Linked DNA regions of Homo sapiens: region 2 is linked to region 1. Evidence: chromatin contacts called from ENCODE Hi-C data. All regions are on one chromosome and are shown on one strand. The core of a region is the stretch at or near the end of the contact, and the rest is flanking DNA. Distances in the headings are between cores, read along the strand shown. Region 1 holds the start of LINC02874 (long intergenic non-protein coding RNA 2874). Region 2 overlaps SMIM41 (small integral membrane protein 41).

Evidence for each region. A loop is a pair of places that touch in the nucleus more often than their neighbours do.
Region 2: a map of endothelial cell of hepatic sinusoid shows a loop between it and region 1 (7-fold over the local background). The contact joins the enhancer-like site here to the promoter of LINC02874 in region 1. A Hi-C loop is called at or near these places in 1 of 168 maps with a recorded cell type or tissue (endothelial cell of hepatic sinusoid).

Annotation. Positions count from the first base shown.
Region 1 is chr12:52,210,053-52,216,050 of GRCh38, forward strand. LINC02874 (long intergenic non-protein coding RNA 2874) reads right to left here and starts at 3,531. Exons shown (of 3, transcript NR_164133.1): 1 at 3,464-3,531; 2 at 2,490-2,550. LINC00592 (long intergenic non-protein coding RNA 592) reads left to right here and starts at 878. Exons shown (of 5, transcript NR_027358.2): 1 at 878-968; 2 at 1,992-2,104; 3 at 2,547-2,975. RefSeq lists an enhancer at 3,395-3,956.
Region 2 is chr12:52,085,688-52,091,221 of GRCh38, forward strand. All of the region lies in intron 2 of SMIM41 (small integral membrane protein 41), which reads left to right. SMIM41-AS1 (SMIM41 antisense RNA 1) reads right to left here. Exons shown (of 4, transcript XR_007063312.1): 4 at 3,525-5,534. It also overlaps the pseudogene OR7E47P. Among named protein-coding and RNA genes, the nearest start is that of SMIM41, 8.8 kb to the left of the region's middle. Within about 2 kb of position 3,405, at least 3 of the 41 ENCODE cell types and tissues checked have a DNase peak (open chromatin) inside an H3K27ac peak, as active enhancers do.

The sequences.
Region 1 (5,998 bases), core at 2,281-4,780:
TTAATGCTTGATTACTTGATGCTCTAATGACCTGGGCTCTAACCAGGCTCAATTGCTTTCTAGCTGCGTGACCTTGGGCTACTTACTTAACGTTCTTAGTCCTCTGTTTTGTCATCTGTAAAGTGGGGCTGGCTTTTGAGCCTGAGTAAATAGCAGAAGCCAAGACTCAGAGGGGTAAACTTCAAAAACGGCAGTGTTAAAATCTAAGGGCAGTGTTAAAATCTAAGGTGTGATGGTGGTGTGTTGGGAGCAGTGGTGAGAAGGCAGGCAGGGGTCAAACTGGGGGAGCCTCAGCTGTGGGGGGCTTATGTTATTGGTAATGGGGCTTCCATGAGGCTTTTTGGAAGGGAAGTAACAAACCCCTACCTAGAGCTTGAAGTGGGGTAGAAAGGGCACCGGCTTTGCAGCTGGCAGATCTGGATTGAAATTCCAGCTCTACCACTGACTAGCTGTGTGATGCTGCACACATTGCTAGATCTCTCTGAGCCTCCTTTTTCAATCTATAAAATAAGGATTATACTCACCCTATGGAATTGTGGTAAGGATTAAACAAGAAAAGGTCTATTAATTGCTTAGCTTGGAGTCTTGCACTTAGTAAGTACTTAACAAGGAGTAGCCGTGATTACTGGTGCTGTCGTCATTACCCAGCAGCGCGTGTCTGCCTCCTGACCTGCCTCTGTCCTGGGTCTCTCTGGGCCCTGGGTGTCAGGCTCATTCCTCATTTCCCAACCTGGAAGCTTCCCAAGGGCAGGGCTCACATGCATCATCTTCTCGCTCTGGCTGTTTCAGGAAGTGATGGGAGTGGGGAAGGCTGTTGAACTGGTGATGTCACAATTTGGGGCTTCTGGGTGGTTCTGCAGAGGCCCCAGGGACCTGTAGGCAGGTGGAGAGGGGATGGGGGAGGTCTCAGGTCCTCTTGCTCACCCATCAGCTGTGTAGTGTCTGAAGTGATTAAGGAGCTTGGGGAGGTTGGTGTTGACAAGATGTTAAGCCATTTCTCCCAGGGACAGTCCCTGGGGCCTCAGGCACTGTGGTGGGCCTACCACTGCTCCGGAACCCCATGGTGGGGGCAGGCCCGTCCCCCAGAGAGGGAGCATGGAGGTGGGAGCTGAGGGGAACTTGACTGACAGCTTCCCCACCCCCGGCTGAGTGTCTCCTTGGCCCATGCGGATGGAGGGGGGAGCCAGACCACACTATCAATGAAATAATTAGAGCCTAATGTTAGACAGTGTTTCTTTAACACCTACTAGGGGTTCACGGGTGTGCTGGGTGCAGAGGACAATCATTTGGCAAGGTTGGCTGGGCCCCTGCCTGCAGAGAGGTTACAGTTTAGAGGAGGATTCAGACAAGCACACAGAGGATACGCACCAGGAAGGGAGGAAGCCTGGGGGCTACGGGAGCCCTGAGGGGTGCACTTGGCCTCTCTAGAATGGCCGTGTGAAGTTTTGTAAGGGTGAGACATAGCTGGCCCTGTAGGCTGAGCCAGGGACATGCAAGCAGTTGTGTGTTTGGAAAGCAGACCAGGGTGTTAAGAGGGTCGTGTGGAGGTGATGGTAGGGGGTGACAGTGGCTGGAGATGAAGCCAGAAAAGTATGCGGGGCTCTTGAATGCTGACATGAGGAGTGAGCTTTCTGTTCCAAGGGAAGCTGGGAGCTGTTGAAGAGTTTTAAGCAGGAAGGGATGTGGTCAGATGCAGGGGCTGCAGTGCTATGGGAATGGGGAGGATTGCGAGGGGTCTGCCTTTGGGTTTCATGGAGCAAGGGAGTGATGGCAGGGGCATGCTCCTGCAGAGGGAGGAGGGGATGGGGTGTGTGGGTCTAGAGCAGGCAGTCTGAGGTGGGCCTGCCCAGGTGAGAGGGTGTGGGGACTCCATCAGGTCGGAGTTTGGAGCCCAGGGCAGGGCTGAGGGAGGGGGAAGGGTGAGGTGGAGGGCTGGACTGCAAGACCAGGCAGGGGAACCGCGGCTTCAGCTCTGCCAGCACTTCCCTTAGGCCTCCCAGGCTGGTCTGCTCCACTGGCCCTCAGAAAGACTTGTCGCCTCGCCGAGCCTCAGTGTTCTCATCTGAAGAATAGAGTGGGCAAGGCCTTTCTCCTACACACTCAGGTGTCTGATTAGTGAACAGTCACGGTGTCTCCAACTGGGCCCTGAGTTATGGGAGAGGCAAGCCCATGACCCACCAGGCCCCACCAAGAGCCGTGCCACAGCCTGAGGTGGGCTCTCGGTGTTGACCAGCTCTTGGAGTACTTCAGGAGGAGGTGGAGGGACTGGGGAGTTCTAGGAGTGTGTCCATGATAAAGAGCCGCAAACAAGATCCCAGGTCCAAGGCTGCCTCACCTCCCCTGTGACATGGGGTGCTCTCTCAGACCCTTCCAGCTCATTGGGCTTTTGAGCCACCCCTGCGTAGTGGGACCAGGGCCCCCAGGGCTGGGAGGACAGGGAATATGGGGTTGTAGCTTAGGCGTAATGGGGTGAGGACCCCAGGACTCACCCAGCTCTGAAGGTTGCCAGATCTTTGCATCTTACTGTTCATCTTCTGCCTCTGCAGAGCCCTGAATGGGAAGAAATGGGTTCCATGTGCAGCAAGCCAGGAGAGATTTAGGCAACGAGAACCTCCAGTTCTGTCTTAGGGTTCCCAGCTTTCTCCTTGTCCTGAGGGAGCCGCTGAGCCTGTGGGAGATGAGGGGTGCCCATTCCCCAGTGCTTCTCACCCTCCCCCACCTGCCCTCCTGGGGTACCTTTGTCTGCCACTTGCATCCTATTGGAAGCTGTCCCCAAGTGCGTGTTAGGCAGGTGGCAGGTGCTGGAGCAGAGTGCACCACCCTCCGGCGATCACTGTGAGTTGGGGTAAGAGTGGGGTGTTCCTGCCAGCCCCAGGAGAGGGGAAAGCAAGCCCCCGTCCACCCTTGTGGGTCTCTGCTCCTGGAAAAGGTGCTCTAGCAGGCTCATCTGTGTGAGTCACTGTCTTCCATGTGGGGTAAGTTGAGCCCTGCCTTTTGGATCTCAAAATCCAGGGATGCCGACATCCTGGGTCTGGAGAAGGGAGGAGGCACAGGGCAGCAGAGCCCTGGCCTGTCTTTCCTGACGGGGTATGGAGCTGGCAGGACAGGGAGGCTAGGTGGCTGGTGGTGCAGGGCGTGCCCATCCCTCTACCTCCTTCCTCACAGCCCTGCACTGCTCTGTCCCGGTCTGGCCCCTCTTCTCTCCTCACTTTTTCTTCTCTGCTTCTCTTCTCTCTCACTCCCCTCCTATCCTCAACCTTTTCGTCTCCCTCCCCGCAGTCCTTCCCTCTGCCTCCTTTATTTCTTCCTTAACCCCCTGCCCTTCCATTTCCCATCTCCTCCTCCACCCTCCAGTTCTATTCCATCCACTTGCCCCACCACAGACCCGCCTCCCTGAGTTCAAGCTGCCCATTCTTCCTTCTTGCAGCCCCTGCCCATCTGAGCAGCAGAGTTCATCCCATACCCTGCAGGGAGTCCAGCGCCACCATGATGTCCCTCTCTTCCCTCCTTGAGGCTGGCTGGGTCCAGCCTGAGCTGTGCCACCTGCTGGCTCAGGCCAGTGGGATTGTGCCTCAGGCAGGCTCCTGCCCTTCCAAGCCAAGGGCTTGGCTGCAGACCCGACAGCGGCTCCCAGAGGTGAGGCTGGGGATTGCAGCATCCTGCCAGCTGCAGTTCCCTCCCTGCTGTACTCTCGTTCCTGATGTCCTGAAGGTCCCGCTTACAAGTCTACTGGTGGGCATGAACGTGCGAATGCTGTGTGGACACCTGGGCATAGTCTGTTGTTCATGCATGCACGTGCGCATCTGGTGTGTGTGCATGATTTGAGTGTGTACCTTCTGCCTTGAGTGAGCACCACCCCTGGGAACCGCAGTGTATGTGTGAGTGCTGAGTGCACATGACTGTGCAGGTGTGTGATGGAATTCAGGCTCCTGCAGACTTTGCATATTTGTGAGTGTGTACATTTGGGAGCATGTGCGATAGCACAAAGTCATGTGTTTCCCTGAGTGCTTGGAGAAGCTTAAGTGCCCTGCCAAGTGTGTGCTTCTCTGTGCCTGGGGACACCAGTGGGCACCGGAATAGCATGAAGCCACGTGGACATGTGTGAGGTGGGAGGGGGCTGTGGGCACTTACACAAGGCTGCTTGTAGCATGCACCTGTGTGCCCAAGAGGGACTATCTGCCTGTGTGAGTTATGTGCACATGTGTGTATTCACTGCACGTGTGAGGGATATGAGACCATATCCCTGTGGCACCATAAAGGCACATGTGAGCAGTGAGCAGGGCCTGAGGAAAGCTGTCTGTGTCTGCATGAGGAGATGCATCCTCACAGGCCCAGGGTGTGGCTGTGCTGAAAGGGGACATATTTAGTGATTTATGAACTTTTAAGGAAAAGCCTCAGCCCCCATTCAGGCCCCAGACACAGTGACCCCCTGCCCCCACTGCCACATCACTCAGGCCTGACATCAGCCAGGCACCTGAAACCACAGGAATGAGAGGTGATCTCCTTGCTCCTGCCACCTCACCTGCTCACCCACTGCAGGGCTGATGCCAGGGGACAGCAAGGATGCCTCCCGAAGCACCTACTGGGTGCAGGAGTGTGCTGCCAAGACCATGCTGCAGTCCAGGCCAGAGACCCCTCTGCAGCCATGGAGGCCACGCTAGCCCCACCCGCTGGCTGAGAGAGGGTTGCAGGGAGTAGGGATACCTGTCTCTGCCTTGGTGGACTTGGGGTGCAAGTGCCCCCTTTCCCAGGCAAGCCTGACTCCTTCAGGAGAGCTGGTGGGCTTCCCAAAGTCTGCCCTCTGGGACTGACTGGCCATGAAGCAGAGGAGAGGAAGCCGTTGATAAATGTGGGATGGAGGAATGAATGAAGAAACGGTGAGGCTGGGTGAGGTGGCTCACACCTGTAATCCTAGAGCTTTGGGAAGTTGAGGCAGGAAGATTGCTTGAGTCCAGGAGTTGGAGACCAGCCTTGGCAACATAGTGAGACCCTCTCTCTGTATTTTTTTTTTGAGACAGAGTCTCAGTCTGTCGCCCAGGCTGGAGTGCAGTGGCACGATCTCGGCTCACTGCAATCTCTGCCTCCCAGATTCAAGCGATTCTCATGCCTCAGCCTCCCAAGTAGCTGGGATTATAGGATTGTGCCACCACACCCAGCTGATTTTTTGTATTTTTTAGTAGGAATGGGGTTTCACCATGTTGGCCAGGCTGGTCTCCAACTCCTGACCTCAAGTGATCCGCCTGCCTTGGCCTCCCAAAGTGTTGGGATTACAGGTGTGAGCCACTGCGCCTGGCCCAATCTCTCTCTCTCTTTTTTTTAAATTTTAGAAAAGAAACAGTGGTTCCCAGGGGTGGTGGTGGCTGGCCCCAGGGAGTGCACTGAGGGTGAGTGGATGGCTGTGCTCGGTGCTAAGAGATTGGCCTTTGAATTCACTTCTGCCTGATCCTCATTTTTCTCCTTTCTACGAAAGATCAGAAATCCCCTTCAAGTTAATTATACCAATGAAATTCAGAGGTGTGCCTGGTGCCTGGCACATGGTAGGTGCTCAGGAAATGACAGGTGTCTCCTTCCTGAGAGCTGACAGCTGTCCTGAGCCCCTTCCAGAGCAACCCCTGGACCAGCCATGAGTCAGCTATGGCTGGGCAGCAGGGATCCTCGAGTTCCTGTTCTGGAAGCATGAGTCAGGCCCAGGTGGGAGAGGAGGGAGGTCATACTGGGGTCAGATGCCGGACCCAGGCAGGATCAGACAGGCGCCTGGCTGCCACCTTATCATGATGCTTGTTGCTAGTAACTGGATCTCAGAAGATAAGGCCCTGGGGCTGAATGAAGCATTCCAGCTCTGTGGGCCGAAATGTTGTTGACATGGGCTGTACGATGCGTAGATGCTTTTCAGATAGCACAGCCTGAAAAGGGCCAGCAAGCTCCCGAAGGCATTGCCTTCACAGCTGCTTTTGCCACTACTGCTGGGGGCAGAACCTCCAGCCCTAGAGCTTGCCCA
Region 2 (5,534 bases), core at 2,155-4,654, 120 kb before region 1:
TACGCTGAGAGTATGGAATGTTCTAGATTTTGGTAACATGCTGTACTTGGGTTGGGGTAGAGGTGGAAGGAACACCACAGACCACAGGGTCCAAAGCAGAGGGCTGTCTGTGCACCAAATCTGGGCCTGTTCAGTCTTGGGGTGAACAGATGCTGGGTGGCCATGAGATAACTCATGTCCGCTGCTGATGGGGCCATGGGCAGACAGGCGGCTGATGAGCTCAGCTGTGGCTCCTTGAGTTGGAGGCAAGCTGTCAGGTGGACAATGAGTATATAGGACTGGAGTTCAGGAGAGAGAGTTCTGAGCCCTGATGCTGCTGGAGGTGGAAAGTAAAGCTGCAGGAATGCATCAGAATGAGGCGAGAAGGCAGGGGATGCAGGACGCAGCCCTGTTGGACCACCACTTAAAGGCAGGAGCAGACAAGGAGTGCTCAGGGATGGGGGAGGGAGCCCGAGGAGTGGGCTCTCTTGGCAGTTGAGGAAGAGAGGATTTCAGAAACTGAGGGGTTGGCCAGGGGCCTCCATACCCTGAGCAGTTCTGGGGTGCTGAGAGGGGACCTGCAGCCTGGGACCTTGGAAGGAAGAAGTGGGGAAGCCTTCTGCCCATCTGAGCTGCAACCACCACTACCCCTCAGGCTCCAAGAAAAGCTCCACACAGAGGAAGATGGTGATGTGGTTGCCTCTGGTTCTGCGAGCCCACTGCAGGGTGAAGAACAGACTTATTAGAATATACTCTTTCATGCTGTATGAATGCTATCCCAGGCACATGTCTCACCTAGGCATAATAAGACAATAAAAAAATAAAACAAACACGCAAAAAGGATCCTCATCCTGCTCCACAGCTGCCAGGCTGCCCTTCCCAGCCGCAGCTGACTTCCACGAGGCTTCTGTGAGTCCTGCCAAGAGGCCGAGGCTGCAGCCGCACGCCCACGCCCACGGCTCCTCTGGGTGTCCACCTGCCCTGGCTCAGAGCTGCAGCCTCTCTGGAATCCCTCCTTGAGAGGCTGTGCTTTATGGCCATGCCTTCTACTCTTTCAACCTGCTCACTCTGACATTGTCACTCTGGTCCCTTGACCTCTTTTACCTCTGCTTCCTCCCGGACCCTCAGCCTATTCCGGCTGCCCCACTTCCAGTGTAGATTGCTTGGCTCATTACCTCAGTCACTGTCTTGCCCATGTCCTAACTTCACTCCATCCACAGAACCATCCCAGTGAAACCTCATGCCTGGATGACTTCAACTCTCTGTCCTTTGAACTTTTACCCAGGCTGCTGGGTGCCCCCAAAGAACATCACACCCTTGAGCAGACTGATGGCACTGAGAATGGTCACGGGGTCCCACTGCCTGGCCCTCGCTGCAGCCAGCTCTCTCTCCTGCTGCATTACTGCAAGCCTTCCCTGCTCTTTCAAACCTGTCCCTCCCACCTCCCAACTCTGCTCAGGTGCCCTCTCCTCCTCCTACTTCCCATGGAAAATAAGTGGCCAGAGGAGGGCCGGGCCTCCGCCTCTGCAGCCCCTCCACCCCGGTGCTGAGCCACCCCGCTTCCTCCTTAACTCGATTCTTCAGTTGCTCCTCTGCTGGCTGTCACGTCCAAGCATACTCCGGTTTCTGCCACCTTAAAATAGCGCTCTTTGCACCCACTGCCGCCTCCGGTTACTATCCTATGTCTCACTTGCCTTTACAGCCAAACTTCTCCAAAGTTACCCACGCTTGCCGTCCCCACTTCCTTGCCTCCTGTTTATGTCTCCATCCTCTTCAGCCTGGCCTCCAGCCTGGCCTCCACCCGGCTAAGCTGACAGCCAGGTCGTCAGATCCCCTGGGTGGTTGCTCCAGCGGCTGCTCTCCTGGCCACATCTGCTGTGGCTGACCCCTTCTCACAGATCTCCTCCTGCTCCTGTGGCAGTTCCCGAAGAAGCTCGGTGCCATCAACAGGAAAGGATGAGACTTTGGATTCCAGAAGAACACTGCTGGGGCTTCCCCCCGAGTCTGCCACTTGCTGTGTGAGTTAAATCCTCTCCATCCTTAGGAAAATGAGATAGTGATCATGCCCACTTGGCAACACTCAAATGAGATGAAGGGCACCTTAGTGTCTGGGCGCTGGGGCTCTGGAGCGCCTGCTGGGTTGAATCCAGACTCCCTCAGCTCCTAGGCCTGCCCTTGGGGCATCTCCAGTCTCTCCTTGAGAGTCTTGTACCAGGGTTTCCTCTTTCCTGTCCCAACACCAAGTTCCTCTGGGCTCTCTCCTAGATCTTCCCCTGGGCTCCCTGCCCTTCCCTGGATGAAAATCGCCACCTCTCGGCCCGTGGCTCTGAAATCAGCAGCTCCAGCCTAACTTGGCCCCTGAATGCCATGTTAATCTGCCCACCCATTCTACAGAGATTTATTGAGCAGCTACTGTCCCAGGCACTGGAGAATGTGTTGTACATGAGACAGAGGGGTCGCTGTCCCACAGAGCCTGCGCACTTGCTGGTGGGAAGGGCCCTTCAGTGTACCTGTAAGCAAATGCATGAGGTGCCTGCAGAGAGTGATTGTGCTGCAATGGAAAGACAGCAGAGTGACGGGATGGAAACCTGTGGGAGACTTTCGTGAAGGTGGCCAGGGAAAGCCTCTCCAAGGAGGTGACACTTGAGCTGAGACCTGGCCTGTGAGGTGACTTCAGCCAGGGAAGATCTGGGGCACAGTATTCCTGCCAGAGGGGCGGGAAGCTCCTGGGGTGGGAATGAGCCTGGCATGTCTGAAGGGACACCAAGAGGCTAGTGCGGATGGGGAAGGACTGTGGAAGGTGCCAGAGCACACCCACAGCCAGGTTCTTCCCTCGGGAGCCGTCTCCCTGGCAGGTTCTGCATCTTAGAGGATGGTTTCTCCACCCCAGCAGCTGTCCCCGATTCCCCTCCACAGCCAGTGCGTCACCAAATATGGTCCCTTCTGCCTGACGGAAAGCTTTGTTTCATGTCCCCGGCCGCCACCTCGCCTTGCACCTGGTCCCTGTGTCCCTTGGGGCTTCTCAGCCCACCCATCCTCCACACTGTTGTCAGAGTCGTCTTCAGCAGAGGCGCGTTCTGTCTGGCCACACTGTCTGGTCCCTGTTTCACACTCCCTCAATGTGGTGTCCACTGCTCATAGGATGGCATCTTCCTGTGGCCCCCCAAACTGCTGCCCTCTTGATTCCCTGCTCCTGTGTCTCTCACTACTGTCCCTCACGTGCTCCACCATCTCCAGTCTTCTGGGCCTTTGAGGATGCTGTGCCCACCCCTCTGCCAGGCACCGAGTCTTCAGTGGCCGTGGAGGAGTGCTAGGCTCCAACCATTCACCCCTCACTCATCCAGCCGCCGCTGCTTGTAAAGCTTGTACTGTGTGCCAGGCACTGCTCCAGGCACCAAGGGAACAAAACCGGTGGAATTCCCTGCCCCTGTGCTGCCTGCTTTCTTGTGATGTGAGACAGATGATAAAGTACACAATTTAAAAATAGAGCCTGTCAGATGGTGTATTAGCTCCTGGGGCTGCCATAACAAATACCACAAGCTGGGTGGCTTGAAACAGCAGACATTTATTCTCTGATAGTTCTGGAGGCCAGAAGTAGGAAACCCAGGTGCTGGCAGGGCCATGCTCCCTCTGAAACCTGTAGGGGGGTCGGGTGGGGCGGCTCACACCCATAATCCCAGCACTTTGGAAGGTTGAGGTAGGAGGATCACTTGAGTGCAGGAATTGAAGACCAGCCTGGGCAACACAGTGAGACCCCCTTCCCCATCTCTACAAAAACATTAAAAAATTAGCCGGGCATGGTGGTGCATGCCAGCTACTCTGGAGGCTGAGACAAGAGACTTACTTGAGCCTGGAAGGTTGAGGCTGCAGTGAGCCATGATTGTGCCATGCACTCCAACCCGGGCAACAGAGCAAGACCCCCGCCTTCAAAAAAACAAAACAAAACAAAACAAAACAAAACAAAACAAAAACCTGCAGGAGAATCCGTCCTTGCCTCCGCCTCGCTTCCGGTGGTGACCGGTGGTGGTGGCCGGCAATATCTGGTGTCCCTTGGCTTGCAGCTGCACAGCCCAGCTCTGTCCCATCACATGGTGTTCTTCCCGCGTCTCTGTCTCCAAATTTCTTATGAAGACACCAGTCCTTTTGGATTTGGGGGCCCACCCCAGTTCAGTATGACCTCGTCTTAATTTAACTAATTACATCTGCAATGATCCTACTTCCAAATAAGGTCACATCCTGAAGTACTCAGGGTTAGAACTTTAGCACGTCTTTTTTGGGGGGGACACAGTTCAACCTATGGAGCAAAGCAAAGCAGGGAGGGTGCATGGAGAGAGCAGGGGAAAGGCTGGAATTTTAAATGGAATCATCAGGAAGTGTTGCCAAGAAGGTGTTGTTTGTTTGTTTGTTTGTTTGTTTATTTTTGAGACAGAGAATTGCTCTGTTGCCAAGGCTGAAGTGTGATGGTGTGATCTTGGCTCACTACAACCTCCACCTCCCGGGTTCAAGCGATTCTCCTGCCTCAGCCTCCTGAGTAGCTGGGATTACAGGCACGCAACCACCACACCTGGCTAATTTTTTATATTTTTGGTAGAGACGGAGTTTCACCATGTTGGGCAGGCTGAGTCAGGCTGGTCTCGAACTCCTGAACTCAAGTGACCCATCTGCCTCAGCCTCCCAAAGTGTTGGGATTACAGGTGTGAGCCACTGTGCCCGGCCAAGAAAGTGTTATTAGAGCAAAGACCTGAATGAGAATGGGCAATAGAGAGAGTGGGGAGGGGGCGGGGGGGAAGCACTCCAGGCCACGGAACAAGTGCTGAGACCCAGAGGAAGGAGCGCACCTGCTGTGGTCGGGGAACCATGGGGAGGCCCAGGGAGCTGCGGCTGCGGTGAGTGAGCAGGGAGTACCGATGAGAACACAGAGAGGCTGCAGGTGAAGTGGGTCTTCTATGGAGAGCCAGAAAATGGACTTGTCTTGCACATTTTCTCAGGAAGCCACTGAAGAGTGTGCTCTGCTCGAACCAGAGCATCAACCTGAAATGATGGAGGCCTCTTCATGCTCTGGCAGAGAGGAAAGACTGGGCAGCCAGTCTCATGAGTTCTCAGTTGTTGGAAATCCATAGGTGGTTGGAAATGCTTGTTGGCTGGAAATCCATAGATGGCCAGCGAGTGGGGCAGCTTCTTCTTGAATACAGATCCCACGCCTGGCTGCCATCCTCACCATCCTCTCAATACACACTGAACCTCACTGGATGCCCAAGAAGTACTTTAGTGAAGGATCAAGTAAGGGTTCCAAACCCACAAAGGTGATAAAGCTTAGCCAACTCTCTCCTTTCTTGTTTTTGTTTTTGTTATTTTTTTCTTATGAAAACAGGGTATCACTCTTTCACCAGGCTGGAGTGCAGTGGCACAATCATGGCTCATTCTAGTCTCAAACTCCTGGGCTCAAGTGATCCTCCTATCTCAGCCTCCCCAGTAGCTGGGACTACAGGGGTGTGCCACCACATCTGGCTATCTCCTTTCCACCATATAGAGTTCCCTGGCGTTTTTGCTCCATG